Linked DNA regions of Homo sapiens: region 2 is linked to region 1. A link is a loop called in an ENCODE intact Hi-C map of the cell type or tissue named here. Cell type or tissue: PC-3. All regions are shown on one strand.

Region 1 (4,000 bases):
CTCCAGCTGTTGCATCATTTCTAGGCTTCCCTTCTGTCAAAATTCCTTGAAAACACTATTATACTTGCTGTGTCCAGTATCACTCTTCATCTCTGTAATCTTGTCTGATCAGGCTTCTGGCCTCCCGCTCCATGAAATCACTCTTTATAAGGTTACCATGAGCTCCACACTGCTTAGGTCAAGGGTCAGTCCTTGTCCTCAGCTGTTGATGATAGATCACTTTCTGCTCTTCAGAGCAGCTGGCTTCTGGATACTTTATTCCTGAGTCTTCTCCTACTTCACTCAACACTCTTTCTTGGCTTTCATTGCTGGTGTCTCTTTCCCTTGACTTCTAAACATTGAATGTTCCAGGGTTGAGCTGTCATTCTATCTCTACATGGATTCTGATGTCTTCCAAATTTTGTATTTCCAACCCAGACCTCTTCTCTGAATGCCAGTCTCCCATAGGCAACTACCTATTCTTTAGGTCATCAGCACCACCCATGTCATCTGCCCCCAAACTCTTTTCTCTGTCACCATCACCTTGGTCCAAATCACCATAGTTTCTCATCTAGTTAATTTCAGTAGCTTACTAACTGGTCTCTCTGTCTCTACCTTTGTCCCTGTAAAGTCTGTTGTGGAAAGAGCAATCAGAATGATTCTTCTTTTTTTTTTTTTTTTTTTTTTTTTGAGATGGAGTCTCTTGCTCTGTCGCCCAGGCTGGAGTGCAGTGGCGCGATCTCGGCTCACTGCAAGCTCTGCCTCGCGGGTTCACGCCATTCTCCTGCCTCAGCCTCCCGCAGAGTGATTCTTCTTATGCATCCAGAAAATGTCCTGCCTATGCTTAAAATGCCAACTTTTCTCCATCTCATTCAGAGTGAAAGTCCAAGCCTGAGGCTGCCAAGGCCTTCCACCCTCCGGCCTCTTGTTCCTCCCCACTCCCCAACCCCTGGCTCACTTGTCTCAGTCACACTGGTTTCCTTGCTGTTTCTCACCAGTCAGCTCTTGCAGCTGACATCCCCTCCCTGCTTGGATTTGTCTTTCTTCAGATTGAAGTGACTCTCATCTCCCTAAGCTGTCTGCTTAGATGTCATCCACATGTGAAGCCTCCTTGGCCACTCCACTTAAAATGGTCTCCGCATGTATCTCAGTGTGCTATATCCCTTTTCCGGGCTTTATTCCCTCCTAACACTCCCAAGCCTGCCACACTCCAATGTGTATATAGGATGCGTGGATTTGTCTCTCCTTCATGTCCCAATCCTGTAACAAGTAAACTTCCTGAGGTCAAGGATTTTTGTTTTCTTCACAACAATATCCTTAGCACTCAGAAGGATACCCTGCATATCTTTATTGAATGGGAAGAAGAAATTAGGTTTTATCTTGTTATGTGGTAAGCCAAAGGCGCAAAATAATTAGAGTCAGGAATTAATCTGGTTGTCTTTAAAGAATGGCTTTTCAGGAGTCAATTGCTTTTCCTGTTTATGCTAATGGTTTATGAAGATTCTATTATAAATCATACTGCGAACATCATTCTAGAAATAATGATAATTTAAGTAAATGGATATAATAAAGAATGCTAATAGAGGCATAGTTTTCATTTGAAGTAATGATTATAATTATTGAAATTCCATTTGTACATTTTCATGTGTTGAAACAAATTAAATAGAAAATTTATAACAACGTAACTTTTATATAATAATGTGTTACATGCATAATGAAGTATTTAACTTTATCATCATTGCAAGTATTTTTCAGGAAGATTCTTCTAGTAAAAGTAAATTGAAATCTTGAGAGCTGTAGAAGCCAGAGAAATAATAGATGGGCTAATATTGCCCTCTGGTGGAAATATTGAGACATGACAGATTGGATCATTTATTAAAGACCATGCCTTTAGCCCAGAGAAAGCCCAGGAATTGAAAGTTTCCACTCTATTATGTGATCTTACAGTGTTGTGTTAAATTTTTTAATTTAATATTTAAAACCTGAATTATATTAGATAGAAGGCTTGAATAAGCAATGTACAAAAAATACATGATCAATCAACTTCTGGAAAAAGTGTTCAAATTTCATTAGCAATACAAAAATACAAAGTAAGAAAAGACTGATGTACTGTTTCATCTCTCAAATCAGCAGAAAGTTTGAAAACAAAGGGATAGTGTGAGCAAAAGGGCGTTCATATGGTTTGTAGGGACATAAAATGCTACTGCGTTCTCAATCTGGGGTTGTTTTGGTCGGAAGGCTCCGAAGATGCATAAAAATTTGAACATATTTGCCCTTTCCTGAGAAGAGATGCAAAATCCATCAGATTCTCAAAGGGATTCATTCTCTCAAATGTTAAGAACAAATGTTTAAATTATTTGGGAGAATAATTTGGCAAAATGTGCAAGAAAGTTATGCGTATGTGTATTCCAATATTGTTTTGAATGCTTAATCACTATAAACCACCTAAATATTCAACAGTGGGACATTTGAAATAAATCACACTCCAGTTCTATGATAGAGTCAATGTAGTTATTAACAATCGTGCTGTAGAATTAATGATGCCGAAATGTTCTTTATACATGATGAGGTAGAAAAAGCAGTTTGCCATTTAGTACATGTGATATGATCCTGAGTTTATTGAAACATAAACATATGACGTGCATGAGAAAATATTTGGGAGTATCCATGAAAAATCCCAATGCCAGTTTGGGTAACTAAATGCAATGTGCTTGTCTTTATTTTTAGATAAATTTACAATGAATATATTACTTTTGTAATAAAAAGCATGATAAATATAATATAAAAAGGAATGATTAATTTTCTATCTATTAGAAGATTTGACACAGGAGATTGTTAACTTTTAATTAATCAACTGAACTGAATAGGTACAATTTGAAAAAGCATTTTAGAGGACTGGAACAATAATTACGTAATACTCCACATTGTTACTCTCTGCAGAAAGACCTTCTTAATATTTAAAAGCAGTTTAAAAAATCTGTAAATTTCCAAGCAAATAGAAAAATCTGTGCTATTCTGGACTTTTACAAGACACTAGAGCCTTTGTGAGTCTTTTCTAGAGCAAGACAGAGTGAAATAAAATAGAATAAATTAAAATGAAATAATTTAAAAAATTAGAGCATTAGCAAAGGTAACTAGGCCACTTTAAATATACAAATAAACTCTTACAATTTTTTTTGTTATTTTTAGAAAAAAGTTTACACTTCCTTCACCTTTTAGGAGTGAAAGGAGCAAAGGAAGTAAGAAAGGCTTGGGCCGGATGTGGTGGCTCATGCCTGTAATCTCAGCACTTTGGGATGCCGAGTCGGTGGATCACCTGAGGTCAGGAGTTCGAGACCAGCCTGGCCAACATGGTGAAACCCTCGTCACTACTAAAAATACAAAAAATTAGCTGGGCATGGTGGTGGACACCTGTAATCCCAGCTACTAGGGAGGCTGAGGCAGGAGAATTGCTTGAACTCTGGAGGCAGAGGCTGCAGTGAGCCCAGATCATGCCACTGCACTCCAGCCTGGGCAACAACAGGAAAACTCCATCTCAAAAAGAAAAAAAAAAAGAAAAAAAGAAGAAGAGGAGGTGAGGGGAGGGAAGGGGAGAGGAGGAGAGGGGAGGGGAGGGGAGGGGAGGGGAAGGGAAGGGAGGGAAGCTTGGTAGAGGAGCAATGATTCCTGAACTGGCTTTTTTTTTTTTTCTTTTTAAACTACAGGTGACCAAACAGAACTTCTCCAGTACAAGTCTGTCTGTCATTCCATTTGACATTGTATTGTAGGCATAAGCCCTGCCTTCCAGTTCCTTGGCAGTGGTGAAGCAGTATGGAGCTGGGGCAGGGAGGTGGCACATTATAGGACTGTGAGAACACTGCTCCTTTATACATAAAATTCCTACACAATGGATCACTTGAGGTCAAGAGTTTGAGACCAGCCTGGCCAACATGGTGAGACCCTGTCTCTACTAAAAATACAAAAATTAGCCCAGCTTGGTGGCAGGCGCCTGTAATCCCATCTATTTGGGAGGCGAGGAATG
Region 2 (4,000 bases), 200 kb before region 1:
AAACGGGGAGAAAAACACTGTCTCTTCAGAGTTGTGGTGGGTATTAAATGGATAATTAATTTACCAATATATATTGAGGGTCTGTTTTGTGTCAGCTGCTGTGCTAGGTGCACCAAGAAGAACAAGACCCGAATTGCTCTCCAGGGTTTTGAAACTGCTGGGCATGCAGAGTAGAAAATTTATGATCCAATTCAAAGCACTATTATAGAGGCATATACCTCGTATAAAGGTGTTATCATAGAACCATATATACAGAAGGAGCATGTAACTCCTCTGGCCCTTAGGGACCGAAGGAGTCAGAAAAGAGAGGATGTATGGTGGACAGGATAATGGCTCTGCAAAGATGTCCTATTCCCTGAAATCTGTGAATATATTACCTAACATGGCAAACGAACTTTACAGATGTGATTAAATTTCTTGAGATGGAGAGATTATTCTGGATTATTTGGTTGGGCCCAGTGAAATCACAAGTGTCCTTGTAAGAGGGGTGCGGGGGGGTGGGGGTGAGAAAAGGAGACTCTGACTGCAAAATGATGTGGGACCACAAGCCAAGGAATGTGGGCAGCGTGTAGAAGTTGGAAAGGGCCAGGGAATGGATTTTCTCCTGGAGCCTCCAGAGTCAGCCCTCACCATCTATTTAGACCTGTAGCTTCCAGAACTGGAAGAGAACAAATTTGTGTTTTCTAAGCCAACTAAATCAGTGATAATTTGTTAGAGCAGCACTAGGAAACTAATTCAGGCTTAATCTTTAGTGCCGAGTCCCGGGTAGAAGCAAAGGAAGACTATTTTCTGTGAGGACCTGCCAGTTGGTCTTCATGGCTTGCGAGTACGTGTGCTTGGGAGTAGGACAGGATATGTGGAGATCAGATCCTGAAAGGTCTTCTTTCCACACAAAGAAACTGGAAATAATGCTGAAGGTAATCAGAGGCCACTGAAGGATTAAAAGCAGGGGAGTGTGACAAAATCAGAACTGCATTTCAGAAGGATGAATTGAAGTCTACAAGTAGAGACAACAGACGAGAGGCTACTTAAGTATTCTGGGCAAGAAATGATGAGAGGCTGTCTCTGATCACCCTCTACAAAACGCCTTTGCTTATTCCTTGAAATTTGGGATGAGAGGATTTAGAAAAAAAAATGGTTGTACTCTTCAAATATTTGAAAGGCTGTCATGAGACAGATTAGACACGGTCTGTGCTGCTCCAAGTTTGAGGGATAAATCAGTCATAAGAAGATATTAAATGCACTATCCGGAAGCACATAATTAATAATTTGTCTAAAAATCGCATAGACTTCTTCACAGATAATTATGCTTTACATTTCATTCTTTCAACAAATAATCATTTGAGCAGTTAGCATGTGGCAGGCATCAGGCCTGTATATGACGGTGAACCAAACAGACAAAAGGCACTGCCCTGGATGGAGTTTCTTTGCATAAGGTACCGTTTACAGATAACTTTTATATAAAATAATCATTTAATCAAGAAGCAAGCTCACAGTCGGGATAGCTGAAAAGAGACTAATATACGGGCGAGGTTGGTTTGGAGTAAACCCTGGCCTGGGAAAATCGAGACGATAACTGAAAAGCAGTCACTGACGGCAAATGAGCCCCTGGGACTTCTCTCCGCGAGCTTTCCCAGCCACCAGGCCGCTCCCATCACCCTTCCGCCCGTCGGTGCCGCCCCTTTCCTCGTCCCCACCCCGTCCCTTTTAATACGTCACTCGGGCCGCGGGATTTCGAGCATTTCGCTCGCGAGATCTTCTCTGTGGCGGAGACAGCCAGGTTGGCAGCTGACGGGACAGCCGGGGTCTATTTTGTTGCGGGTTTTCAGCAAATCCAGGGCTGGTCTGGAGGCGCGAAGTAGGTTCCGGAGTCCGAGACCTGGGCTGTCGGCCGCGGGCCCCTGAGTAGCGGATGGGGCGGGCTCCCCGGCCTCGGGGCCGTGCTCAGTCTGCGTGAGCGCCGCGTGCCCGGAACCCGTGTGCGGTCGCGCCCCGGGGTTGGGGGTCGGCGTGGGTGGCCCTCGGGCGCCGGGACGCCGTCCGGAGACTCCTGTGGCGTGGGTCTGAGGCGCGGTGGTCCGGTGCGGTCCCTGGGCTGGTGGAGAGCGGGAGGGCCCGGGCGTCCACAATCCCGAGCTGACCTCGCCCTTGGTCGTCCAGGGTTGGAGCCCAGGTGAGATGGAGGTCAGCGGCAGAGCTGGGTGGCCCGAGGGTCTTGCAGCTGGGAAGCTCAGGAAATCCCATGGTCCTCATCTTAAAGTTCTTTTTAACGAACTTACCCAGTGGAGTTGGGTTTCCTTCTTTCCTGCTTTTTCGAAGTTCTGTGAATATATTAATTATTCAGAGAGACTGGAGGAAGACGTAAAAAGAGGAGACTAGGTAAAGTGATTTAAATCCCAACATTCTCTTTTTTTTTTTTTTTTTTTTTTTTTTTTTTAAAAGAACTTAAGGCATACAGAACGATGGAGTATATGGCAGAATCCACCGACCGCAGCCCTGGACACATGTGAGTGCGACACTTCTTCCTTCCCCCTTAAATGTGAAAATCTTCAGTGAGCCCGGGAAACTCACTATGGAGAACGCTTGAGGGTGGGTGGGAAAGAGCGTATATTGTCATAAATGGGAAAAAATAGAAGTCTTATTTCTGTAGAAAATCGAATTAGTTTCTGGTTATAAAGCTTGTTCTAGTAAATATAAGCTCTAAGAGGGTTAAAATATTTACCATACATCCTTTTAGATCGGCACTGTCCAATATGTAGCCATTAGCTACGTGTGGCTATTTAAATTTACTTTTTACTTACTTTTTTTTTTTGAGACGGAATCTCGCTCTGTTGCCCAGGCTGGAGTGCAGTAGTGTGATCTCGGCTCACTGCAACCTCCACCTCCCGGGTTCAAGCAATTCCCTGCCTCAGCCTCCCGAGTAGCTCGGATGACTTCCTGATTTTTATTGGAGATTATAATGTAGTAATTTTTAAATTTTGAACATCTTAAATCTTAGTTATCAATTTTTAATTTCTTGCATTTAAGTTCAAATTAACTTTTTTTTTTTTGCTGTTAAATAGGTTTAATGATACAGTGCTCTTCAAAGAGATTACTACAGAGACTTTTAAACGATAATCCTGGAATCGTTCAGCACAGACCAATTAGCTAAATCTAAAATAAATTGGCTTCTTACCACAACTACCCTGTAAACATTGTAGTCCTTCTGTCTAGAATGACCCTAATCTCACAGGAAAACAGTAACTATGGAGAAACTAGCTTTGTGGCCAAAAGTAAAAACCAAAGGAAAAATAGGAATTCAGTGGTTAGTGAAAGCAGGAAATTTGGCCCCCTTCCCTGTGATGCTTTACTCTTCCCTTGTCCATCAGTTAGCTCAGTGGGTTTGAATAAGCCATCTGAAAATGTCTTTGGAGCTCAGCATAGTGCTGATCTTCCTTGTTCTATCAGTAGCTTTTAACAGACACTTGTCTAAGGGCTCAAAGCCCTTCACAGAACCCTTTCTTGGAATGGGTTGTTTGACCATTATACTTCCCTCCGGACAACCAGCACTTCTGGAAGAGCCTGGTTAGCTCTGTCAGGAACTGCTTTCTTTCCAGGTGGTACCGCTGGCTCCACTCTGTCAACATAAACCCCAAGCAGTTTAAGTTGGAAGTTTCCTAAATTAATTTAAATGGAATAAAATTAAATACTTGGTTGCTCGTTTGTACTAGCCATGTTGCCACATGTGGCTAGTGGCTACCATTGGACATGGAAGATTATTGAACTTTTATTTTGGACAATGTTGTTCTACATTAGGGGTTCTCAGACTTTTTCTGCCCCCAGTACATCTCGAATTATGATAGTTCCGTCATTTATACTGAGTCTCTAGATGTTGATAGACTTCCTATACTGTTAAAAAAAAAATTCTGCTATGGGTAAATGTTTATATTTCAGCAGTCCTTATGCTTTTTTTTTTTAATTGCCTTTGGAGTATATTGGCGTCTGATTCTGTTAGAAATGA

Evidence for each region. A loop is a pair of places that touch in the nucleus more often than their neighbours do. Peaks named below come from ENCODE experiments on the same cell type or tissue, not always from the same donor. Only the 100,000 strongest peaks of a DNase experiment are listed, where the experiment ranks them.
Region 2: it touches region 1 in a loop (3-fold over the local background); 8 of 110 quality-filtered maps call a loop at or near these places.

What each region holds. Positions count from the first base shown.
Region 1 is chr3:161,422,298-161,426,297 of GRCh38, forward strand. No RefSeq gene overlaps it. Among named protein-coding and RNA genes, the nearest start is that of LINC02067, 2.1 kb to the right of the region's middle. In PC-3, a CTCF peak has its summit at 1,824 (motif pointing left); a DNase peak (open chromatin) is centred at 1,814; H3K27ac peaks cover 1,686 bases.
Region 2 is chr3:161,219,552-161,223,551 of GRCh38, forward strand. It overlaps NMD3 (NMD3 ribosome export adaptor), which reads left to right and starts at 1,760. Exons shown (of 16, transcript NM_015938.5): 1 at 1,760-1,858; 2 at 2,443-2,506. The coding sequence starts at 2,463. It also overlaps the pseudogene SRP14P5. RefSeq lists enhancers at 1,333-1,442, 1,502-2,003 and a silencer at 1,923-2,122. In PC-3, no CTCF peak of the experiment used is centred here; a DNase peak (open chromatin) is centred at 1,710; H3K4me3 peaks cover 2,948 bases; H3K27ac peaks cover 1,498 bases.